2 separate regions of the Homo sapiens genome follow, and region 2 is linked to region 1. A link is an interaction called in ENCODE POLR2A ChIA-PET data of the cell type or tissue named here. Cell type or tissue: MCF 10A. All regions are shown on one strand. Each heading gives the region's core, and the rest is flanking DNA. Links, peaks and the distances in the headings are about the cores only. Region 1 has its middle 210 kb from the start of LINC01139. Region 2 overlaps LOC124904565 (a long non-coding RNA gene).

Region 1 (2,929 bases), core at 309-2,808:
GACACCTGGAAAAGTCAGGAAAAACATTTGTAGAATCTTAGCACTAGCCTAAAGAACACTATAAATAGATTTGGAGTAAAGAGATGATAGCTTAATAACTATCAGAATTTCTCTCTGTTAGATACGTTAGCCCTTTTCTATGACAAGTTTCAAAATCACTTTCCCCAGTTTATCATTTGCCCTTTATTTCACTTACCACTATGCAAACTCTTAATTCTTAAGATTTATCTATAAATGTTTACCCTATTGTCCTAGATTTTTATTTCATTGTCATAAAAAGTATCCACTACCAGATTATAATGGAATTCGCTCATGTTTACCTTCAGTATTCACATGGTAAAATTTTTATTTACTTGCTAATATTGGTGTGTTTTTTTATTTGTATACATTCATGGAGTACAAGTGTAATTTTGTTATATGCATAGATCACATAGCAGTGAAATCAGGGCTTTTGAGGTATCCATCACTCAAATTACATAATTGAGATTTACCCATCTAATGGATTTTTAAGTGTATAATACAGTTTGTTAACTACAGGTGCAATGTTGTACACCACTCTAGAATTTATTCACCTTGTATAATTGAAATCTTATACCTTTAGATTAACAATTCCTCATTCCCCTTCAAGGCCCTGGGAACCCCCATTCCATTCTCTGCTTCTGTGGGTTTGATTGTTTTAAATAGCTTACATAAGTGGGGTCATACAGTATCTGTCTTACTGTGACTGACTTATTTCACTTAGCATGATATCCTCCAGCTTCATCCATGTTGTTGCATGTTGCAAGATTTCCTTCTTTTCTAAGGCTGAATAATATTGCATTGTAGACATATAGCACATTTTCTTCAGCCATTCATCTGCTGATGAACATTTAGATTTTTTCCAATTTATTGGCTATTGTGACTAGTGCGTGCTTCAGTGGACATGGGGATGCTAATGTCTCTTCAAGATCCTGATTTTTGTATAAATATCCAAAAGTGGGATTGCCAGATCATATGGTATTTCTATCTTTAATGTTAAACAAAATCTCCAGATGGTTGTTTGCAACTGCTGAATTTTGCATTCTCCACAGCAGTGTACAAGGGCCCCAATTTCTCTACATCATCACCAATATTTGTCTTTTCTTTTTCTTTTTGTGTTGTCATTAATAATAGCCATCCTAAGAGATGTGAGGTGATATTTCATTGCGGTTTTGCTTTGCATTTCCCTGAGGGTTAGTGAACATGAGCATCTTTTCTTGTACCTGTTTGCCATTTGTAGGTTTTCTTTGAAGAAATGTCTATTAAACTACTTAGTCCATTTTTAACTGGGTTGTTTTTTGTAGATATTGAGTTATAGGAGTTTCTTATACATTTGGAAATTAACCCCTTCCTAAATATGTGGTTTGCAGACCTGTGCAGATTTTTAGACTGATGTACTGCCATTTGTCTGTCTTGGCTTATGTTGCCTTAGCTTGTCTATGAAAGCTATATTATTTCTATAAAATTATTATCAAGACCAATGTCATGAAGATTTTCCCCCATTTTTTCTAGGAATTTCATAGTTTCAGGCCTTGTATTTAAGTCTTTAGTCTATTTTGTATTGTTTATTGTGTGTAGCAGAAGGTAAGAGTACCTGATTCTTTCGAAGGTGAATATTCAGTTTTTTCCGATACCATTTGTTGAAGAAACTATCCTGCCCCCATTGTGTATTTTTGGCACTCTTGCTGAACATGAGTTGACCCTATATGTGCGCATTTATTTCTAGGCTCTTTATTGTATCCCATTGGTCTATATATCTGTCTGTATCCTGTTTTAATTACTGTAGCTTTGTAATATATTTTTAAATAACAAAGTGTGATACCTCCAGGCATATTTTTCTTTCTCAATATTGTTTTGTCTATTCAGGGTCCTTTTTTTCATCATATGAATTTTAAAATTTTATTTTTTTATTTCTGTAAAAATAACATTGGTATTTTGGTAGGAACTGTATTGAATCTGCAGATTGTTCTGGGTTGTATGAACAGTTAACAATATTAAGTCTTCCAAAACATGAACATGGAGTATTTTTCCATTTGTTTGTGTCTCTTTAATATTTTTCATCAGTATTTTATACTGTTTAGCCTACAGGTCCTTCAAGACCTTCATTCAATTTATTACTAGGCTTTTTATTTTCTTTTGATGCCACTATAAATGTGATTATTTTCTTAATGTCTTTCTCAGCTTTTTCATTATTAGTATTAAAAAATGCAACTGATTTTTATATCTGGATTTTGTATGTGCAACTTTATTAAATTGTCTATTAGTAATAATAATTTTTGTGTGTAGAGTCTTTAGGATAAGATCATGTCATCTCTAAACAAGACAGTTTTATTTTTTCATTTCCAGTTCGAATGCCTTTTATTTCTTTTACTTGCCTAATTGTTCTGGCTAGGACTTCCAGTACTATGTAGAATAGAAGTGACATGAGTTGACATCCTTGTCTTGTTTCTGATCTTAGAGGAAAAGATTTTAGTTTTTCACTACTGAATATGATATTACTTTATCCTTATTTAGTTCTCTGAACTTCTGGGATCTGTGCTTTGGAATCTGTTCTTCATTTGAAAAGTTCTTGGTTGTCATCACTACAAATTTTTTTTTTAATTCCACTGATTTTTATTCCGACTCCATTTTCCTTTTCTTCTCATTCTGACACAGAATTCTATTGTCTGTGTGTGATATCTTTTGAAATCATCTCAGTTATTGGACACTACGGGTTTTTTACCCCCTCTATTTGGATTTTAATTCAGGAAATTTCTGTTGAACTATCTTGCTGTTCACTGATTCTTTCCTTGGACTTTTAGTCTATTGCTGAGCCTGTCAAAGTCATTCTTCAACTTTGTTATTATGTTTTAATTGTTAACATTTCCTTTCAAATCTTTTTTTAGCACTTCTACTTGTTTACATTACTTAT
Region 2 (2,929 bases), core at 332-2,831, 110 kb after region 1:
AAAGCAACAAAGTAATGAGGACATACTAAAAGAAGGTCACTGACATTTCACCACCTGTTCATTTGCTTTACAAATTTGAAACGAAATGGGCCATTTTTAATTAAAGGATTACCTTGATTCTAGAATCAACACTTCTCTCATTACTTCAGAAACTGTCTTGGACATCAGTGTTTGTGTGCATGCATGCACGTAGAACACATCTATTGCCTTTTTTTTTCCTGTGAAATTTAATTAACTAAATTTAAATTACTTTAGTATCAAGTTAGTCTTTGGGAAAATTATAGTTTGGGATCTGCAATCACTCTGTTTCTTCCCTTGACAAATGAGCCTGATACCCTTATGCTTGATTCTCTTTCTTCTAAGTACGAAGATAATTTCTTGTTTGACAGTAGGCAGGCTTGTGTGAATGCCCAAATATTCATTAGGCAGGTCATCTAATTTCTTGTGTTTAGATCCCCTTGTCCTTTTCTTTAGTCTCTGTCATCACCTCCTGGGATCTTATCTCCTACCCACTCCCTAATGTTCCAGTAGAAGCAGCCATACTGTGAATAAAACCCTATTACCTGGGCAGAAGTGATGGGGCTAGGGAGGGGCACTTAAATAAAACATCTACCAAAATTCAAGGTTTGTTTATGAAATACTAGGCTTTATGTGTCTGCTCTCTTCAACCCTGTTGTAAACATTAGAGCTGTATGTTGAAGCTCCTTTATACCATTTGGACTGAGAGACATAGGAAACAAGCATCGTACCATTAAACAAATTCTCTCCAGAGTTAGAGTTGGAGCTAAGGAGAATGAAGAAATGAAGGGACAGGAAAGAACTGACTTAAACAGCACCAAAGCAATCCAGCATTGATTTCCTTTGGCAGTAGCATATGTTTGAAATTGACCCGTTTTGTTGAGGGATCTTCTATGAATTCTTCAGTGGCCCCATTGACATGATGCCCATGATGGAGGCAGTGCTTCTGTGTGACTGGTTTCTAATGCACCTCTGCTTTCTGCATCCAAAGGTATACCTCCATCATGTATTGCTCAGGTAACTTCTCCACTGACAAGGGCTTTGAATGAAAATTACTTTCAAAGCTGCCCAGTGATGACATTACTGCCATGGCTTGTATATTTGTTCTTAGAGAACTCTTGAATATTTGACTACATGTATTGGTAGAATTGCAGGCTTTTAATATAAACAGCTTCTGGTACTAGCAATTCCTTTCTAATTTGTTTTCATAGAGGATTCTTACAACAGTTCATTTGTCCCCCAAATCCAGAGGGCACATATTATATTCCCTGAAAGGTTTCTTTGAACCCTTTCTCACTAGTGTTGGGCTAGAAGACAAGCAACTCTCTAAACAGTCCTCTAATCTTCCACCACCATTTTTAGATATCTGCAACATTCTTCTGCAACAAGCTGTAGATATGTTATAGGCTTCAGGTAAGTGGCTAACTCAGAGAAACAAAACTAATCCTTAGTGACTGCTATATTCATTTCCTATGGTTCCTTTCCCAAATTACCTTCTAGAGGTTTCCCGTATTCCTTGACTCATAGTCCCCTTCCATTGGCAAAGCTGGCAATGGCCGGTTGAGTCTTTTACACATTGCATTACTTTAACACTGACTCACCTGCCTTTTGCTGCCACTTTTAAGGATCCTTGTGGTTGCATTGTGTCCACATGGATAATCCAGGGTAATATACCTATCTTAAAGTTAGCAGATAAGAAATATTAATTCCATCTGCAATCGTAATTCCTCTTGCTATGTAACATAATGTATTTGCAGGTTCTAGGTATTAGGATGTGAATACCTTTGGGGTGTGCCGTTATTCTGTCCACCACACCTTTCTTAGCAAATTCATTCAAACTTATTCTGGAATATGAAACCTGTTAGAAACTATTATCTCAGCGCTTAGGCTAAAACTGAGGCTAGAATAATCTCATTTTACGTCTTATTAAGGTACTTACATACACAATCACATAGAATTTATGAGTACTAAAATATAGTTCTGGTATTAACTCTATTTCGTCCTCACAAAGGAGTTGGTGGAATAATCAACTATTGGGGGCAGGTCCTTTCTGCCACATCTTCTTTGACCTTTTAACAGTTTTGTTTCATCTTCCAATCCCTCTTTGATATGGTTCACCAGGGTGTGTTTCACCATGATTTATGCTGAAATTAACTGCAGATTAGCCTCAGTGTCTCTGTTTCCGTGCTAAAATTTAAAATTATTCATTAACTGATTTCTTCTACTTTACTAATTCTTTTTTCCTTTAGAAATGTAAAGTGCCATGCTGAAACATAACAGAAAACATGTCTCCTCCATGTTCATTCCACAATAAAATTGCTGCTAATGCCTGGCACAGCTTTCTCTCCATGCCTCTATATTTGAATTCGGGAGAATACACAGCAGAGACTCATGCGCCACCTTGGCTTTGGGACCAAAAAGGCACACATGGTTACTTAAGCCATTTTTATGATGTTATTTGTTTATTTGTCTTCTAACCAAGTAACATCTGTTTAGAAGCGTTCCATGTAAAAATACTGGTCTAACCCTCAATTGAAGTTAACCTTTTCCAGTTTGCAGTTCTTCATTGCCCTGTTGGATTTTGTGGAATAAACTAGAGAGGTGATATTCTAATGCTGATCAGCTGCCACAACTTGGATATTGATGGGTCACAAAGTTAAAGATGACTTATAAACATCTGGTACCCCCACACCCACCTGTACCAGCTCAACATTAGCCCCTATGACCTGCATTTTTGGCCACCTTTACTAAAAAGAAGTGAGCAGGACTGGCAGGGCTCAGTAATAAACTATGCTTAAATAAACTTTGCAAATTATTCAATCTGAGGTTTTTGTTTTTACATTTTTAGAGTCATTCCTACCTTAGAAAAAAGTTGGTTCAATTTAGCATTTATTGTGTAGAGCAGTGGTCA

The links. ChIA-PET counts read pairs that join two places held together with the same protein. Peaks named below come from ENCODE experiments on the same cell type or tissue, not always from the same donor. Only the 100,000 strongest peaks of a DNase experiment are listed, where the experiment ranks them.
Region 2: POLR2A ChIA-PET joins it to region 1 with 5 read pairs; 2 of 35 experiments call an interaction of 5 or more read pairs at or near these places.

The regions. Positions count from the first base shown.
Region 1 is chr1:238,693,653-238,696,581 of GRCh38, reverse strand. No RefSeq gene overlaps it. Among named protein-coding and RNA genes, the nearest start is that of LINC01139, 210 kb to the right of the region's middle. In MCF 10A, for the core only: no CTCF peak of the experiment used is centred there; no DNase peak of the experiment used is centred there.
Region 2 is chr1:238,581,670-238,584,598 of GRCh38, reverse strand. All of the region lies in intron 1 of LOC124904565 (a long non-coding RNA gene), which reads right to left. Among named protein-coding and RNA genes, the nearest start is that of LINC01139, 97 kb to the right of the region's middle. In MCF 10A, for the core only: no CTCF peak of the experiment used is centred there; a DNase peak (open chromatin) is centred at 1,568.